5 separate regions of the Homo sapiens genome follow, and regions 1, 2, 4 and 5 are each linked to region 3. Evidence: chromatin contacts called from ENCODE Hi-C or POLR2A ChIA-PET data. All regions are on one chromosome and are shown on one strand. The core of a region is the stretch at or near the end of the contact, and the rest is flanking DNA. Distances in the headings are between cores, read along the strand shown.

Evidence for each region. A loop is a pair of places that touch in the nucleus more often than their neighbours do. ChIA-PET counts read pairs that join two places held with the same protein, here RNA polymerase II (POLR2A). Pooled maps may share reads with other maps.
Region 1: a map of CD8-positive, alpha-beta T cell shows a loop between it and region 3 (15-fold over the local background). The contact joins the promoter of ABHD11 here to the promoter of GTF2I in region 3. A Hi-C loop is called at or near these places in 3 of 168 maps with a recorded cell type or tissue (CD8-positive, alpha-beta T cell and naive thymus-derived CD4-positive, alpha-beta T cell), 3 of 37 single-sample maps with no recorded cell type and 8 of 50 pooled maps. POLR2A ChIA-PET finds 5 or more read pairs at or near these places in 2 of 52 experiments (CD8-positive, alpha-beta memory T cell and WTC11).
Region 2: a loop to region 3 is called in a pooled map, with 8 times the contacts of the local background. The contact joins the promoter of DNAJC30 here to the promoter of GTF2I in region 3. A Hi-C loop is called at or near these places in 1 of 37 single-sample maps with no recorded cell type and 4 of 50 pooled maps. POLR2A ChIA-PET finds 5 or more read pairs at or near these places in 3 of 52 experiments (CD8-positive, alpha-beta memory T cell, Panc1 and WTC11).
Region 4: a loop to region 3 is called in a pooled map, with 7 times the contacts of the local background. The contact joins the promoter of METTL27 here to the promoter of GTF2I in region 3. A Hi-C loop is called at or near these places in 2 of 37 single-sample maps with no recorded cell type and 6 of 50 pooled maps. POLR2A ChIA-PET finds 5 or more read pairs at or near these places in 1 of 52 experiments (endothelial cell of umbilical vein).
Region 5: POLR2A ChIA-PET joins it to region 3 with 11 read pairs in GM10248. The contact joins the enhancer-like site here to the promoter of GTF2I in region 3. A Hi-C loop is called at or near these places in 1 of 168 maps with a recorded cell type or tissue (CD8-positive, alpha-beta T cell), 1 of 37 single-sample maps with no recorded cell type and 6 of 50 pooled maps. POLR2A ChIA-PET finds 5 or more read pairs at or near these places in 2 of 52 experiments (GM10248 and H1).

Annotation. Positions count from the first base shown.
Region 1 is chr7:73,737,245-73,740,929 of GRCh38, reverse strand. ABHD11 (abhydrolase domain containing 11) reads left to right here and starts at 2,128. Exons shown (of 6, transcript NM_148912.4): 1 at 2,128-2,284; 2 at 2,467-2,602; 3 at 3,195-3,368; 4 at 3,539-3,685. The coding sequence starts at 2,160. RefSeq lists enhancers at 1,015-1,671, 1,672-2,329 and a silencer at 2,008-2,107.
Region 2 is chr7:73,681,921-73,685,759 of GRCh38, reverse strand. It overlaps DNAJC30 (DnaJ heat shock protein family (Hsp40) member C30), which reads left to right and starts at 2,307. Exons shown (of 1, transcript NM_032317.3): 1 at 2,307-3,839. The coding sequence starts at 2,337. The coding sequence ends at 3,017. It overlaps BUD23 (BUD23 rRNA methyltransferase and ribosome maturation factor), which reads right to left and starts at 2,163. Exons shown (of 12, transcript NM_017528.5): 1 at 2,087-2,163; 2 at 1,956-1,993. The coding sequence starts at 2,134. RefSeq lists enhancers at 1-605, 606-1,455, 2,386-2,555, 2,796-2,885.
Region 3 is chr7:74,655,567-74,658,993 of GRCh38, reverse strand. It overlaps GTF2I (general transcription factor IIi), which reads right to left and starts at 1,276. Exons shown (of 35, transcript NM_032999.4): 1 at 926-1,276. RefSeq lists silencers at 117-636, 707-996, 1,017-1,196, 1,567-1,726 and enhancers at 1,297-1,346, 1,367-1,486.
Region 4 is chr7:73,840,913-73,844,322 of GRCh38, reverse strand. METTL27 (methyltransferase like 27) reads left to right here and starts at 1,807. Exons shown (of 6, transcript NM_152559.3): 1 at 1,807-1,833; 2 at 2,179-2,305; 3 at 3,125-3,253. The coding sequence starts at 2,183. RefSeq lists a silencer at 1,649-1,748 and an enhancer at 1,869-2,168.
Region 5 is chr7:75,533,021-75,536,416 of GRCh38, reverse strand. HIP1 (huntingtin interacting protein 1) reads left to right here. Exons shown (of 31, transcript NM_005338.7): 31 at 1-3,119. Among named protein-coding and RNA genes, the nearest start is that of SPDYE5, 42 kb to the right of the region's middle. RefSeq lists an enhancer at 957-1,206. Within about 2 kb of position 1,281, at least 2 of the 41 ENCODE cell types and tissues checked have a DNase peak (open chromatin) inside an H3K27ac peak, as active enhancers do.

The DNA of each region.
Region 1 (3,685 bases), core at 879-3,378, 920 kb after region 3:
ACACAGGGAGGGCTGCCTCTATAATACTACACAGTAGCCTCTGAGAAATGCTTCCAGAACATTCCATGAAAGAGATTAGTTTTAACTCAGAAAGTCTGCGAAGGCTTGAGGAGGAGGCAGCAGTTATACAATGCCTTAAAAGGCCTATAGCTGAGGCCAGGCATGGTGGAGCACACCTGTAATTCCAGCTACTCAGGGGGCTGAGGCAGGAGGATCAGTTGAGTCTGGGAGTTCCAGACCAGCCTGAAACTGTCCCCTTGCTATGCCTAGAACATAGTAAGACTCTATCTCTACAAAACAGAAAAAAATTAGCCAGACATGGTGGTGCACATCTGTGGTCCCAGCTACTCGGGAGGGTGAGGCAGGAAGATTGCCTGGGCCCAGGGGGAAGAGGTTGCAGTGAGCCGTGATTGTGCCACTGCAGTCCAGCCTGGGTGACGCAGTGAAACCCTGTCTCAGAAAAAATAAAATAAAAGCCATATACCTGAGACAGGAAGGTCGCTTGAGGCCAGGAGCTGGAGACCAGCTTGGGCAAGGTAGCAAGACCCCTTCTCTAAAAAAAATTTTGTTGGGCCAGGTGTGGTGGCTCATGCCTGTAATCTCAGCACTTTGAGCCCAGGAGTTCGAGACCAGCCTGGGCAACATAGCAAGCCCCCGCTTCTATTTTTTAAAAAAAAAATTTTTTTTTTGAGATGGAGTCTCGCTCTGTCACTGAGGCTGGAATGCAGTGGCAAGATCTCGGCTCACTGCAACCTCCATCTCCCAAGTTCACACGATTCTCCTGCCTCAGCCTCCCCAGTAGCTGGGATTACAGGGCCGTGCCACCACCCACGGCAATTTTTTTTTTTTTTAAACGGAGTCTGTCTCCGTCCGGTAGGCTGGTGTGCAGTGGCATGATTTCCGCCCATTGCAACCTCCGCCTCCTGAGTTCAAGCGACTCTCCTGCCTTAGCCTCCCGAGTAGCTGGGATTACAGGCACCCGCCACCACGCCCAGCTAATTTTTGTATTTTTAGTAAAGACGGGGTTCCACCATATTGGCCAGGGTGGTCTCCAACTCCTGGCCTCAGGTGATCTGCCCACCTCAGCCTCCCAAAGTGCCGGGATTACAGGCGTGAGCCACCGCACCCGGCCTAAAAAAAAAAATTGTAACCATGATTCAGTAAAAAAAAAAAAAAAAAAAAAAATGTTAAAATTAGTCTGCGCCTGTAGTCCCAGATTCTCGGGAGGCAAAGGCGGGAGGATCGCTTGAGCCCAGGAGGTCGAGGCTGCAGTGAGCTACGGTCGCGTCACTGCACTCCGGCCTGGGCGAGGGTAAGACCCCCACCAAAAAAAAGTATAGGACTCGGGCAACTGGCTATCTGGAAGACAGACAGCACCCCAGCAGGAGGTGGGGTGTGGAGAAGACCTTGAAAGGCAGGGTGCCTGATAGGGGAGTATGAGAATGGGGAGTATGGGCAGAAAAGCAGGTGGGATCAGACTGGGGGAGCCTTCCCCAAACGTAAAAGGGACGAAGGGGCTTGGGGAAGAGCTCTAGAGTGCCCCCGAGCTCCTTCTAGATCGACGACTCCAGGATGGGTGGGTGTCCGTGCTCCGCCCAACCTGCCCGGGCCCCCGGCAGTGGAGCACGGCGCCACCACACTGGCACTCCGCCGCCCAGAGCCACCCTGGCGCCGCTCGCCCCCGCCGGCGGCACAGAAACGATGGCAGCCACCCAGGTCAGTGAGCGATGGCAGGTGCGGGGCGGGAACCGAGCCCTAAGCTGCAACCAGAACCGAGCACGCACAGAGCGGCGCAGACCGAATTCCCAGATTCTACGCACCGCGGCGCTTCGCGAGGGGAGGGGCAAGCACCGCGGGTTGCCCAGCCTAGGGCGAGGCCAGGTGCGGCGCTCAGGGCGACCCGCGCAAAGCCTGCGGGGATTACGTAATGGCGTAAGGGGCGGGGATGGAGGCGGGGCCGGACTGTTCTCGGGGATACGTAAGGAAACGGGACCAAGGGCGGAGAATCCCGCGATGGGGGCGGGGAGAGGGCGGGGCTCAAGTCGGAACTGGGCGGGGCGGCTGAAGACGGAAATGGGCGGGGCTGCGAGCTAGGGCGGGAGAAGGAGCGCGGGGAGGACGTACCTTGTGAGATGCGAGCCGGCCAACAGCTTGCAAGCATGCTCCGCTGGACCCGAGCCTGGAGGCTCCCGCGTGAGGGACTCGGCCCCCACGGCCCTAGCTTCGCGAGGGTGCCTGTCGCACCCAGCAGCAGCAGCGGCGGCCGAGGGGGCGCCGAGCCGAGGTCAGTCAAGGGCACCGGGCGGGAGGCCATCCTCTGTCCTCCTTTTCCTGCCGGGCCCCGACGGCCCCATCTCCTCCCTTTGGGCCTGTCACCTCCCAGGCCTCTCCCCCAAAGCTCTTTCCCCCTACCCCTTTCCCCGTCTCCGCCGGCTCAGACTCTGACCTCGATCCTTCCCCTGCCAGGCCGCTTCCGCTTTCCTACAGGCTTCTGGACGGGGAGGCAGCCCTCCCGGCCGTCGTCTTTTTGCACGGGCTCTTCGGCAGCAAAACTAACTTCAACTCCATCGCCAAGATCTTGGCCCAGCAGACAGGCCGTAGGGTGAGCTTTCGAGTGGGCGGGGCTCCTTTGGGGCTGGGCGGGAGTGGGCGGGGCCTGAGAGGAGGCGGGGCAGGGGGGGTCCCGCTTCTCACGCTCACTTCCAGATCCCTCACTCTGAGTATGGACCCTGAACGGCAACCCCATTTATTCCCTCACGTTGCCATCTTCATTAATTCATGTTGTAGATCTCCATCGGGGCTGGCCCATGCCTAGGCGCCTGCACCCTTTCCATGAAGGGGCCTGCTTGTTCACTAGGGATGACCGGGAGCTCACCACCTCTTATGGCAGCCCATTCTTCTGTGCTCCTACTGTTGGAAATTCCTGGAGTCTCCTTCCTGGCATTCTCCGAGATTGCCACCCAGCCAGGCCAGCCCTTCAGAGACGTGGTCACAACCCTGGGGCCTGCTCTTCTCTGGCAGAGTGGCCCCAGGTTCTTCATCTGGGCCTCCTAGGTCTGGAAACTGGGCCCTTCCCCTCCACAGGGTGTATCCCCAGGCTCTCCACACCTTTGACCTGCTGTCCCTACAAGCCTTTGGCTGTCTACCCCCAGAATGGGGATATCAACGCAGCCCCGTCTCACCCCACTCCCCAGGTGCTGACGGTGGATGCTCGTAACCACGGTGACAGCCCCCACAGCCCAGACATGAGCTACGAGATCATGAGCCAGGACCTGCAGGACCTTCTGCCCCAGCTGGGCCTGGTGCCCTGCGTCGTCGTTGGCCACAGCATGGGAGGAAAGACAGCCATGCTGCTGGCACTACAGAGGGTGAGCCGCCCATGTCTGGGGCCTCCTCCCATTCAGTATATACCCTGAGGGCCCTGCAGGCAACCTGGGACTCACATGATCGTTGGATGACCAAGTTCAGGCTCCAGGAGCCATGCCTGAGACTCCCTATGTCTGCCTAAGACTGGTCCCAGTTCGGTTCTCTCCCACAGCCAGAGCTGGTGGAACGTCTCATTGCTGTAGATATCAGCCCAGTGGAAAGCACAGGTGTCTCCCACTTTGCAACCTATGTGGCAGCCATGAGGGCCATCAACATCGCAGATGAGCTGCCCCGCTCCCGTGCCCGAAAACTGGCGGAT
Region 2 (3,839 bases), core at 1,058-3,557, 970 kb after region 3:
TCAATATGTTCAAAATATCACTTCAACATATAATCGACATAAAAAGTCATCAGCAAGGACCGGGCCTGGTGGCTCACGCCTATAATCCCAGTACTTTGGGAGGCCAAGGCGGGTGGATCCCGTGAGCAACTTACCAGATCCCTGGGCAACATAGCAAAACTCCCTCTCCACAAAAAAATTACACAAACTAGTCGGGCGCGAGGAGGCGCGCCTGTAGTTCCAACTACCCGGGAGGCGAGGTTGCAGCCACTGCAGCACTTCGGCCTGGGCGATAGAATGAGAGCCTGTCTCACACGCACAAAAAATTATCAAGCTATTTCAGCCGGTGTGGTGGCGAGTGCCTCTAGTTCCGGCTGCTGGGGAGGATGGCTTGAGGCTGCAGTCGGCAGGGATCATGCCATGGCACTCCAGCCTGGGCAATAGAGAGACCCTGTCCCTAAAAAAAAGAAACAGTATCCAATAGCTATTTATTTATTTATTGAGTCAGGGTCTCACTCTGTCGCCAAGGCTGGAGTGCAGTGGTGCGATCGCAGCTCACTGCAACCTCTGCCTCTCAGGTTCAAGTGATTCTCCTGCCTCAGCCTCCCGTAGGCCCGGCTAATATCTGTATTTTCAGTAGAGACGGGATTTCACCATGCTGGCCAGGTTGGTCTCGGAATTCCTGACCTCAGGTGATCCGTCCACCTCCGCCTCCCACAGGGCTGGGATTACTGGTATGAGCCATAGCGCCCGGCCAGTAACCATTTACTGAAATAGGGCTAGTCTCTCAGTGAGAGAGCACGGAAAAACCACAAAGTATCTTTTTTTTTTTTTTTTTTTTTTTTTTTTTTTTTTTTGAAACAAAGTCTTGCTCTGTCGCCCAGGCTGGAGTGCAGTGCCGTGATGTCGGCTCACTGCAACCTCCCCCTCCCGGGTTCAAGCTATTCTCCTGCCTCAGCCTCCCGAGTAGCTGGGGTTACAGAAACCCGCCATCGCGCCCGGCTAATTTTTTCCATTTTTAGTAGAGCTGGAGTTTCGCCATGTTGGCCAGGCTGGTCTCGAACTCCTGACCTCAGGTGATCCGTCTGCCTCAGCCTCCCAAAGTGTTGCGATTACAGGCGTGAGACACCGCGCCAGCTTCCCCCCGCCCCCATCCCCCCCCCTTTTTTTTTTTTTTAACGACTCGAGGTGCGCTGGCTCACGCCTGCAATCCCAACAGTTCGGGAGACGAAGGCGGGAGGATCGCTTGAGCCCTGGGCTTGGGCCACCTTGGGCAACACAGCGAGACCCCATCGCAACAAAAATTTACAAAAAAAAGCCAGGCGTAGTGGCGCGCGCCTGTGGTCCCAACTACTGGAGAGGCAGAGGGGAGCCACCACACCCGGCTAATTTTTTTATTACTTGCGGAGACGGGGGCTCGCTACGTTGCCCAGGCTGGTCTCGAACCCCTGAGCTCAAGCGATCCTCCCGCCTCAGCCTCCCAAAGTGCTGCGATTGCTGAGATTACACGCGTGAGCCACTCCCACCTGGCTACAACTCAGTAGTTATACAAACTACCCTCTATGAAATTCAGACAATAATACACCAACTGCTGTCTTGGAGATTTATTGGCAACAAGGCGCCACGATAAGCATCCTACGGCCATTACTTCCTTCCCCCCACCAGGACTGACCCCTCGCCCGTACCCACCGCCCAGCGCCTCTTTTACCACATGTTTAGGACAAATTGTCACATTCGACTTTGAAAACCACCCACGGAAAGCAAGCGCGATCACCCCTACCTCAACGCTGAGGTACCGAGGCCCAGAGAGGTCGGCAACTTAAAGTTGATTTACCAGAGACAGAAATCGGCACCCACCCGGGTCCTTCCCTTCCCGCACCCCCAAATTCTACGGCCTTTCCGGGCAACGCCAGCAACAGGGGCAACTTGCCGCTTCCCGACCCCCGGACGCCCCGCAGTATTCAGGCTCCCCTCACTTGCGAACGTATTTCCGGGCTTCTGTCTCGTCATAAAACTGCGAAAAAGAGAAAATGGCATGTAGAGGAATAATTCAGACGCGGTGGCCGCAGAAGTGGGGAGAGGGGTGTCCGCGGGCCCCGGGACTTACCAGCTCTGGGGGTCCGCCATGCTCCGGACGCCGGCCGCGGGACGCCATTCTCACGCCTCAGCAGCACACCTGCGACTGGCGCCTGCCGGCACCCGGTTTTTATGTCATCAGCCCGGCGACCGCTTAGTAATACGCATGTTCCACCCCCACGACCGCCCCGCCCCCCCCTTTACGTGACTGGCCACAGGGCGACCAACCGACTCCTCTCATTGGCCGGTTTCTCTTGCACCGCCTGCCGAATCAATTCAACATGGCAGCCATGCGCTGGCGATGGTGGCAGCGGCTGTTACCTTGGAGGTTGCTGCAGGCCCGTGGCTTTCCACAAAATTCTGCACCCAGCCTGGGCCTAGGAGCGAGGACTTATTCCCAGGGCGACTGCTCGTATTCGCGCACGGCGCTGTATGATCTGCTCGGCGTCCCCTCCACAGCCACGCAGGCCCAAATCAAGGCGGCTTACTACCGTCAGTGCTTTCTCTACCACCCGGACCGCAACTCCGGGAGCGCGGAGGCCGCCGAGCGCTTCACGCGCATCTCCCAGGCCTACGTGGTGCTGGGCAGTGCCACCCTCCGTCGCAAGTATGATCGCGGCCTACTCAGCGACGAGGACCTGCGCGGACCTGGCGTCCGGCCCTCCAGGACGCCCGCACCCGACCCCGGCTCGCCGCGTACCCCGCCGCCCACCTCTCGGACCCACGACGGTTCTCGGGCCTCCCCCGGCGCCAACCGCACGATGTTCAACTTTGACGCCTTCTACCAGGCCCACTACGGGGAACAACTGGAGCGGGAACGGCGCCTGAGGGCCCGGCGGGAGGCCCTTCGCAAACGGCAGGAGTATCGGTCCATGAAAGGCCTCCGCTGGGAGGATACCCGAGACACGGCTGCCATTTTCCTCATCTTTTCAATCTTCATCATCATCGGCTTTTATATTTAATCGGAGAGAGAAGGGAAGGGGAGTGTCCCCAGCCAACCCCCCAGAAACGGCCTTTTTTCCTGCCTCTGAACCCTTGGCCATTGATAGTCTACCTTTGCTGGGATCCGAAGGAACTGTACTCCCCCTGCCCTCCCCGACCCGCCCAGCTTAGCCGATGACCTGCACATCGCTCCACTGTGGTCCAGAAAAGGAGGCCTTTCGATGTCTGAGAAAGAGGCCCCACGCTGTAGAGTCCCGAAAGCCCAGGAGTGAAGGGGGTTCCTGGAGTCTCTAGGGTGCTTCTTCCAGAGTCTGTCTTCTTGCTTCCAGATGTGGTCAACTTCTGGAACACTCGCTGTAGCTTTATTGTTTAGCCCCAAGCAAGATTTATCTCCTCCTGCCCCGCATGTGTATGGTGGGCCTCTGTAACCTTGAAATGTGCAATGTGACCAATTGTTGACTACCAAAAGAAAAGGTCTGGGGTTGTACGAAACTTGTCTTTCTGTGACTTCCCCAAGCCGCAGGTGAGACCTGGTCCAGGGTAAGAATGGGATCGGTGGAGAGCCTGTCGTTCCTCCCGCTAAGGTCAGCCCCCTGGGGCACTCCTCCTTATGTTGATAGCATGTAGGAGTGAGAAAAAGTCATTGAGCATAAGGAATGAGTGTTCCTGTGCCCATATTTAATGTGTGACCTTGGAGAAGTTACTCTGTAGGCATGACAGCAGAGGAGAAAATCATTTGGCATCTTGAGGTCTGTCATGCTTTATTATCCATAGTTTTTGGGGGGTTTTTTGTTTTGTTTTGTTTTTGAGATGGAGTCTTGCGCTCTGTTGCCCAGGCTGGA
Region 3 (3,427 bases), core at 27-2,526:
CAGCGCAAATCCATAACCTAGGGAGGACAAAATTCGCTACACGAAAAAGCAAAAGCTGGATTAAGAAAAAGTGGAGAAGTCGGGGAGCGGGAAGGAGACAGCTTTTTCCATTTCATTTTCCTTCTTCCTCTGCACTCCCGTCGTCTGGGTGCTGGCTGAACCCAGACGGCTTAATTTTCATGGCCTAAAGCTGAAGTTTTCCTTCCGGTCATTGTGTTTATTTCCCCCAAAGAACAGGCCCCGCGGGGCAGGCGCGCCGGGCCGGCCCGGGACAAAGCCCACTGCGGACTCCACCTGGGAGCGGGGCGGGGCGGGGGACAGCGCTCCCGCTCCCCCGCCCGCCGCAGTTACCAGGCAACGCGCGGCCCCGCCCCCGCGCCGGTTGGCCAATCCCGCGCGTCTGCTGCCCCGGCGCAGGAGCCCCAGATACACCAGGCGAGCGCGACCCCACGACGGCTCGGGCCTGGCACCGCGCGCGCCCCCGCACCGCCTAGCCGGCCAATCAGCGCGGCGGGGCATGCGCAGCCCGCAGGGCCGCTCGCTCGCTCGCGCGCGGGATCGCACGCGCGAGGCGCCCCCCCACCGCACGCCGGTCGGCGCGCGCGCCCCTCCCCCACGCGCACTGAGGCGCGCGCGTGCCACTGTCGTCCCCCGCGACCGCGTCCGTGCCGCCCCACCCCCATCGCCTCGTTTCGGCCACTGCCAAGGCCGGCGGGGCTCGAGACCCGGCGAGGCGGTGGGGGTGGGGGTAGGGGGAGGCGGCACGGGCGCCCCCCAAGGCCCCACACCGCGCGCGGCGGGCCGCGGCTCCCAGGCCCCTGTCCCTGCAGGCCCCGGCGGGGCAAAGTCTCTAATAAAGGCCCCCGCTCGCAATGGCCCCCGAGGCGGGGGCGGGGGGCGCGGGGATGAGGCGAGAGGGACTCACCCGAGTGCGGCCGCCTCCAGGCAGCTCCGGGGCCGGGGGTGCCGAGGGGAGGCGAGTGTGGGCCGCGCGCGGGCTGCGGCCGCCGCGGAGCAGCCTCGGCTGAGGGGAGCTGGCGAGCGGACGGGAGGCGAGAGGGGGCGAGGGGCCCGTGCGTGTCGGTCGCGCTCCTGTCACCGCCGCATGGCCGCCCCGCAGGCAGGGCCTCGCTCAGCGCCTTGATCCGATCACTGGGGGACAGAGGCAGAGGCCGGGGTGACCGCGGCAGGCGGGCGGCCGCGGCTGGAGAGCGCGTGCGGGGAAGCGGGGGGGCGACCGGTGGCCCCTTTTCTCTGCTCTCCCAGCTTCTCTCTCACCCTCCTCCTCCTCCTCCTTTTTTTTTTCTTTTTTTTCTTTTTTTTTTTTTTTTTTTTTTTTTTTGTTCCTCGAAGGCGCGTTGCGCCTGCGCATCCGCAGCGCCGCCCAGCGGGAGTTGTAGTTTCGGATGCGTTCCCCGTCAACGCGGCGGCGGCGGTCGTGGACTACAACTCCCAGGAAGCACCGCGCCGGCTAGCCCCGAACCCGAGGACGAGGCAAGCGCGGCGCCCGGCCCTCTCCAGCAAGGGCTGTCAATGGAGGCGAGGGTGGTGGGAGCGAGAACATGGCTGCACCTGGGGCCTGCGCGGCCGCCCGGGTGGGGGAGGGGAGCCGGGGTGCAGAAACGGAAATCTGGACGGGTGGTGGCTCCGGCGTCGTCCCCACCGAGCGCCAGCCGCCGTCCAAGTCCGCCACTTGCTCTTGCACCCCACATTCCTTGCAAATTGCGAGGCAGGGAAGCTGCAAAAGCCGGGGAGCCCCGGGCTGGGCCGTCGCCCTCCTTGCTCTGCAAAAGGGGAGTCCTTCCGCCTTGCACCACCCTCCAGGACACAAAGAACTCCTCTCTAGTGTTTTCCAAGCTGGCCTCCAAAGAGACCGTTGCCCCCAAGTTCGGACAGGCGAGAGGGGAGGAGACCTTGTGTTTTAATTCCTCCCCCAGACCCTCCGCCTCTATCTCTCCCTCAGGATTTGGAAGGAAACTTGCAAGGGAGTGGGAGCAGAAATCCTGACTCGTAGCTCCTGTTTTGTTCTGTCAACCGCGATGCGATTTAACTCAAACTCCTCCCCCTACCACTATTTTTTGCTTCTCAACTTGAATTAGCCGGTGGGTTTTGAAAATGGAGAGACATTACTGTTCACCTAAGTTAAACTCCAAAACTTTACAACCCCGAGGCCGACGATTTTTAGATGTTTATGTAAAGCACGAGATTGAGTGGTTTTTTGATTCCCGCCCGCCCCCCCACCCAGTACCACCCACTGGGGATTCGGGCCACGACGGCCATCCTCCCCCCACCCGCCGCTTCTCGGTAGGTGGCGACCACGACGCTTTTTCCAGCCTCCAAGCCTTTGTCGCTAGCGAGAAAACTTTCCGAGCAGCCAGTCTTTTGATGTGGGTTCCAAAAACCTTTCCTTTCAATCTGGGTTCTCCGATTGGCATTCCCCATCGTCTCTCTTGCACAGACCGCACCCAATAAAGCCTCCTCTAGAATTTTCATGTTGGATTTTTTTTGAAAAATACATGGAGAGCGTAAAGCTCACCGGAGAAGCAATCTGATTACAGAAGCCTGAATTTTTGCGATTTCCCGGACAATGTCTAGGATCCCTTCGGTCCTTGCCTAATAAGATTGTGACTCTCCTTTGTCGATTGTCTCGAAAGTCATTCATTAAGTTTGCACAAGAGCAACTTTCTTTTTGCACTTGTATTTCATTGACATTTAGTAATATTTAATTAAATTCTCTATTCCCAATACCACGTGCCACTGGCATATATTTAGGAACAAATTTAACTCTTGAGAAGCCTATAACTCACTCTAGTAAGAGCAGCCAGCCTACGAGATGCAGATTTCAGCTGCTGTGGACTTCAGTGAGTATCTTTTGTTGAGAGAGTGGTTTCTCCACCTGGAGGGGTCAGGGAAAGGATTTCCTGGGTATAGTGGAGTCGTGGAGTAGAATTTGGGGGGATGTTACAAAGTGAGTTAGCAAGGCAGAAGTTTATTTAGCCAAGATGACTCTTATCATCGTGAAAACGTTTGGAAGGTAGTTCCTTTCTTCTATGAATTTGTTTAGTGGTTCACAGTGGAATTTTTTTTTTGAGACCGAGCCTCGCTCCGTCACCCACGCTGGAGTGCAGTGGCGCGATCTCGGCTCACGGCAACGTCTACCTCCCGGGTTCAAGTGATTCTCCTGCCTCAGCTTCCTGAGTAGCTAGGATTATAGGCGTGCACTACCACGCCCAGCTAATTTTTGTATTTTTAGTAGAGACGGGTTTCTACTAAACATGTTGCCCAGACTGTTCTCGAACTCCTGACCTCAAGTGATCTGCCTTCCTCAGCCTCCCAAAGTGCTGAGATTACAGGCGTGAGCACCGCACCGGGCCCACAGTGGAATTTTGCTGCCTCTTCATAAACAACTCCAACTTCTTTGAGACTG
Region 4 (3,410 bases), core at 558-3,057, 820 kb after region 3:
AAAGACAAATGGTCCTATTCTTTGAGTTTCTGATAAGCCTTTCCCCTGTAATCTCAGCTACTCAGCAGGCTGAGGCAGGAAGTGGAAGTTGCATGAGCTGAGATTGAGCCACTGCACTCCAGTCTGGGTGACAGAGCGAGACCCCATCTCATAAAAAAAGAATGCCTTCACCATCTGGGAATGCAGTCCAGTAGGTCTCAGTCTTATTTTACTCAGCCGCTATTCAAGATGGAGTTGCTCTGGTTCAAACATCTCTGACACTTCGACACTTCTACCCCCTAAACATCTCTGAAGATCACCCACTCCTCTCCGCAGTCATGACCTCTACCCAAGGTCATGCAACCATCACCTCCTGCCTGGACACCTGCAACAGCCTGCCAAATTCTGCCTGCCCAAACCCTTGATTCCAACACAGGTCCTCTAGACCAGCGCTTCTGAACCTTCAGCTGCCTAGAAATCGCCTGCAGAGTTTGTAGAAACACAGAAACTCTGGGCCCCAGTCCCAGAAATCTAATTCTCATTCAGAAGGTCCCAGGTCAACTGAGAATTTTTACTTTTTTTTTTTATTTGAGATGGAGTCTTGCTCTGTCACCCAGGCTGAAGTGCAGTGGCGCAGTCTCTGCTCACTGCAATCTGTGCCTCCCAAGTTCAAGCTATTCTCCCACCTCAGCCTCCTGAGTAGCTGGAATTACAGATGCCCGCCACCACGCCCGGCTAATTTTTGTATTTTTAGTAGAGATGGGGTTTTGTCCTGTTAGCCAGGCTGGTCTCAAACTCCTGTCCTCAAGTGACCCGCCCACCTCAGCCTCCCAAAGTGCTGGGATTACAGGTGTGAGCCACTGCGCCCCGGCCTAATTTTTGCATTTCTCACAAGCTTCCCTAGGGCATCTCCTAGAGGAAACCAAGATGTTACGGAGGCTGACGCTGCGTATCTTCAGGTCACACTTCCAGCCGCAAGACTCTCTCTGCTGTCCAATACAGTAGCCACTAGCCACATGTGGCTATTTAACTTATTAAAATAAAATTTGCCAGTACGGTTTTTTAAAATAAAATTATTAAAATAAAATTTGCCAGGAGGCAGAGGTGGGAGAATCGCTTGAGACTAGGAGTTTAAGACCAGCCTGGACAACATTTTTTGTCTCTACAAAAACTACGAAGATAAAAATAAATAGATAAAAATTTAAAAAGCCGGGCAAGGTGGCATGCACCTGTAGTCCCAGCTACTCAGCTACTCAGAAGGCTGAGGCAGGAGGCTGGCTTGAGCTTGAGTTCAAGGCTGCAGTGAGCTATGGTCAAGCCACTGCACTCCAGCCTGGGCGACAGAGTGAGACCCTGTCTCATAAAACAAAACAAAAATAAAACAAAATAAGTAAATATAAATACAAAGTAAAAATGAAAGCTAATCCTAGGTCCCTCTCCTGCCCATAAGAATTCAGAGACTCCCCAGTGCCTACAAACCTCATGCTTTCAGGAAGCATAAAGGACTTCAGGAGGCAGGAGGGCAGTTGGAGGGGGATGGTGGAGGTGCTGCTACCTGACGGTGGAGGGGGAGGCCGGGGCCAGACCACCGAGAAGCCCCTAAACCCGCACAGCAGGAAAACATCTCCGCAGTCCCTGCTCTACCAAGGCTGGAGGAGGGCCACAAGCCTTGAGCTCATTGGCTGGCGGGGGGGGGGGGGGCGGGCAGACTGCCAGCGCCTTCCTTTGACTGGCTATTTTCTCTCAGCGGAAAACCAATCATTGCGGGCAGGCGGTGAGGGTGTGGCCAGGGTCGCAACACAGGCCCCGCCCCGAGTCCTGTTGCCCACACGCCCGAGGCGCGCTGGATTGGCGGTGAGTTCTGACTCCGGCCTCCTTCGAGACCGTTTCGCTCCGGATGTCGCCCACCTCCGACCCTCTCTCAGTCGGAGGGCGGAAAAGAGGAAGATAGGTCCTTCCTCCAGCCGCGGGGCACCCCCTTCTCCCACCTTGCCCTTCCCCCAGCCCTGCAGCCCCAGAGTGTAAATATCCAAGCCCGCCCTCTCTGCGCTCAGTGTCCCCATCTGGGATAGGGGCCGGGATAGGGGTCGCGCTGGCAGGAGGCCTGGCAGCCTCCTCTGAAGGGGGAGGAGGGAAGGGGGAAAGGAGGGGATGGGCGATTGAGGTGGACCTCGAGACAGGGCAACGGTGTCCCCACAGGAGCATGGCCCAGGAGGAGGGTGGGAGCCTGCCCGAGGTGCGGGCGCGGGTCAGGGCCGCGCATGGCATCCCCGACCTGGCCCAAAAGCTCCATTTCTATGACCGCTGGGCTCCGGACTACGACCAGGTAAACTCATTTGGGGCCTTGCCTCCACTAGACCAGCCTCCATTTTTCTACCTGTAAAGTGGGGAATCAGCCTTGCACCCGGGGGCGGCTGTGAGGACGAAGTGAGGCCTGGCTAAGAACCCTACAGTCCTGCCCCTTCCAGAACCCGCCCCACAGCTCTGGATTGGCAGCCCCATCAGGGGCCATGACCTCCTGAGGGGGGCTGCCTGGAGGAGGTGCTATTGAGAAGTCACTGTGGGGCCGGGCGCGGTGGCTCACAAGCCGTAATCCTAAGCCCTTTGGGAGGCCGAGGCGGGCGGATCACCTGAGGTCAGGAGTTCGAGACCAGCCTGGCCAGCATGGTGCAACCCTGACTCTACTAAAAATACAAAAATTAGCCAGGCCCACGTGGTGGCAGGCGCCTGGTAATCCCAGCTACCCTGGAGGCTGATGCAGGAGAATTGCCTGAATCCGGGACACAGAGGTTGCAGTGAGCCAAGATCTCTTCACTGCACTCCAGCCCGAGTGACAGAGGGAGACTCTGTCTCAAAAAAAAAAAAAAAAAAAGTCATGTGGACTCAGCAGAGAGAGCCGCTTGGCCAGGAGAGAAGGTCCCTGGAGGGCTGAGTCTACTGTACAGTGGGCTGGGGGCTAACTCTCCAGTCCTGGCCCTTTAGCAATGGGAAGCACCTCATGCCTGGGCGTCCCCTCACGCTAGCCCCAGCCAGGCTTGATCCCCAACACACACAGCTTAGCCTGGCAGACTCTGAGACCACCCCATAAGGGAGATCCCCCAAACACTGGGGCACCGGTGTTGTAGGCCCGGCACTCTTTCCCCAGGATGTGGCCACCCTGCTGTACCGTGCGCCCCGCCTCGCAGTGGACTGCCTCACACAAGCCCTTCCAGGCCCGCCCCACAGTGCCCTGATCCTGGACGTGGCCTGTGGCACAGGCCTAGTGGCTGCCGAGGTGAGGCTCTTCCAGATCCCCTGCCTACTCCTTAGCCCCGCACTTCCTCAAATCTCCTACTGCCCCTGGCCCCAGAACCCTGCCCCACACCTCAGACTCACTGTTTCAAATGCATGAGACAGGACCAGGCATACTGTGGCTCACACTATGGGAGGCC
Region 5 (3,396 bases), core at 32-2,531, 880 kb before region 3:
TACATGACGGGTTGTGAGACTTCTGTTTGATCACTGTGAACCAACCCCCATCTCCCTAGCCCACCCCCCTCCCCAACTCCCTCTCTGTGCATTTTCTAAGTGGGACATTCAAAAAACTCTCTCCCAGGACCTCGGATGACCATACTCAGACGTGTGACCTCCATACTGGGCTAAGGAAGTATCAGCACTAGAAATTGGGCAGTCTTAATGTTGAATGCTGCTTTCTGCTTAGTATTTTTTTGATTCAAGGCTCAGAAGGAATGGTGCGTGGCTTCCCTGTCCCAGTTGTGGCAACTAAACCAATCGGTGTGTTCTTGATGCGGGTCAACATTTCCAAAAGTGGCTAGTCCTCACTTCTAGATCTCAGCCATTCTAACTCATATGTTCCCAATTACCAAGGGGTGGCCGGGCACAGTGGCTCACGCCTGTAATCCCAGCACTTTGAGAGGCTGAGGTGGTAGGATCACCTGAGGTCAGGAGTTCAAGACCAGCCTGTCCAACATGGTGAAACCCCCATCTCTACTAAAAATACCAAAAATTAGCCGAGCGTAGTGACGGGTGCCCGTAATCCCAGCTACTCAGGAGGCTGAGACAGGAGAATCACCTGAACCCCAGAGGCAGAGGTTGCAGTGAGCTGAGATCACGCCATTGTACTCCAGCCTGGGCAACAAGAGCAAAACTCCGTCTCAAAAAAAAAAAAAAATTACAAATGGGGCAAACAGTCTAGTGTAATGGATCAAATTAAGATTCTCTGCCCAGCCGGGCACAGTGGCGCATGCCTGTAATCCCAGAACTTTGGGAGGCCAAGACGGGATGATTGCTTGAGCTCAGGAGTTTGAGACCAGGCTGGGCATCATAGCAAGACCTCATCTCTACTAAAATTCAAAAACAAAATTAGCCGGGCATGATGGTGCATGCCTGTAGTCTCAGCTAGTTGGGGAGCTAAGGTGGGAGAATTGCTTGAGCTTGGGAAGTCGAGGCTGCAGTCAGCCCTGATTGTGCCAGTGCACTCCGGCCTGGGTGACAGAGTGAGACCCTGTCTCAAAAAAAAAAAGATTCTGTGTCAGAGCCCAGCCCAGGAGTTTGAGGCTGCAATGAGCCATGATTTCCCACTGCACTCCAGCCTGAGTGACAGAGCGAGACTCCATCTCTTTAAAAACAAACAAAAAATTATCTGAATGATCCTGTCTCTAAAAAGAAGCCACAGAAATGTTTAAAAACTTCATCGACTTAGCCTGAGTCATAACGGTTAAGAAAGCACTTAAACAGAAGCAGAGGCTAATTCAGTGTCACATGAGGAAGTAGCTGTCAGATGTCACATAATTACTTTCGTAATAGCTCAGATTAGAATGGCTACCCCATTCTCTAGACAAAATCAAATTGTCCTATTGTGACTCTTCTAAAAATGAAGATGAAGAGCTATTTAATGACACACCTTGGATTAAAACGGGAATCACATCTTAAAGCTAAAAATGAACCTGCAAGCCTTCTAAATGAGTCACTGAGCATCACTAGTGACAAGTCTCGGGTGAGCGTAAATGGGTCATGACAAGATGGGACAGCAACAAAATCATGGCTTAGGATCGACAAGAAGTTAAAAAACAGCTGCATCTGTTACTTAAGTTTGTAAGACAGTGCCCTGAGACCTCTAGAGAAAAGATGTTTGTTTACATAAGAGAAAGAGGCCAGACATGGTGTCTCACACGTTTAATCCCAGCACTTTGGGAGGCAGGGGCGGGTGGATCACCTGAGGTCAGGAGTTCAAGACTAGCCTGGCCAACATGGTGAAACCCCGTCTCTACTAAAAATACAAAAATTAGCCGGGCATGGTGGCAGGCGCCTATAATCCCAGCTACTGGGGAGGCTGAGGCAGGAGAATCACTTGAACCCGGGGGACAGAGGTTGTAGTGAGCCAAGATCGCACCACTGCACTCCAGCCTGGGTCACAGAGTGAGACTCCATCTCAAAAAAAAAAAAGAGAGAGAGAGAGAAAGAAATAGAAGAGAAGAGCCATCTTGGCAGGGTTATTTTATATCTGAGCAAGGAGTTTAAATGAGACTAGTTTAGATTGTCTGCTGATGCAGCCGTCCATAGCAGTACCCCTAAAATCCCACCAGAATACGGGTCCCTCTAACCCAGTGGCTGGAAGAACCACTGTCTAGAGCAACTTTTCTTGGAACTGTCCCAGCTACCAAGTCAGACACCAAGGTTTATGCCACCAGGTAACACGGGAATCACAGGTACATGTCGCTCCGGTCAGATTAGTTGGCTTTGGCCCCTCGACCCTGTGCAGGAGCTAGTTCTCAGCTTGCAGCTGGAAGTTCCCTCTTAGCTCCTTAGTCTAGAGGGGTCTCCTGGCTCCATTTGACCCTGGTCTTTAATAACCGGTCAGCATCTTGCTACCTTCTACCACCTTTCCAAATCTCTGGAAATCCTGCCAGGGAAAGCCTCCAGTTCCAACATTGGCTTTCCAAGCAAACTGGCTTTGCCCTCTCTCTGCCATCCTTGTCCTCCAGAGACTGCACCACCTGTAGCATAGAAAACCACCACCACGGACCTGCCAGCCATCGGCGCAGCAAACCAGCCAGCTGTTTGCTGCCAAATTCCTTCCTCTCCCAGGTCCAGACCAAATACAAGATCAGCACCACACCGTGGTGTTGTCAGGAGCCAAAGCAACAGGAAACAATTCAATGCTGTTGGGTTCGATTCTGAGAGTAGATTTTTCCAGACATGTCTTTCAGGTGACCCTCAACTACCTCAGGTTTGAAGGCCCTAAATGAAACTGATTACCACTCATAGGGACAAACCGAGGGGGTTCGGTTACATCTTGGTGATAATGCAGTTGTCTCAAACTTATAACAGACTCTTTCACATTTCAGTTTGCAGGGATAGGGTTGGGTTTGTTTTTCTTCTGTTTTTAACCTTTCCCCTGGGTTTCCATTAGGGTAGTTCCTTGAAATGAATTTCATTTTTCACTGAGTGCCTACCTTCCCAGGGCAGGTGGCCACTGGCTTCTGTTTCCCTCCAACAATACTTTTATTATGGTATTAAGACCTTTCTTTGTATAATACATTGCATCTGTGTTTTCAATTTTTCAAATAAATATTTCCGCCTGGCAATGGAGCGTGGTGGTGATTGACCAGCCAGCGTGGCTCTGAGGTATAGGCTCCAGTGAGAAGCCTGCATTTGTATCCTGGGGTTCATGGAATCCACTTAGCCCCACACCTCTGGGAATATATCTTAGAAATATTAGTTTTGAGCCGGGTGTGGTGGCTCACACCAGTAATCCCAGCTCTTAGGGAGGCAGAGGCAGGAGGATAGCTTGAGCCCAGGAGTTAAGAGACCTGCCTGGAAAATATAGTGAGAAGCTGTTCTCCACAAAAAGGAAAAAAAAAA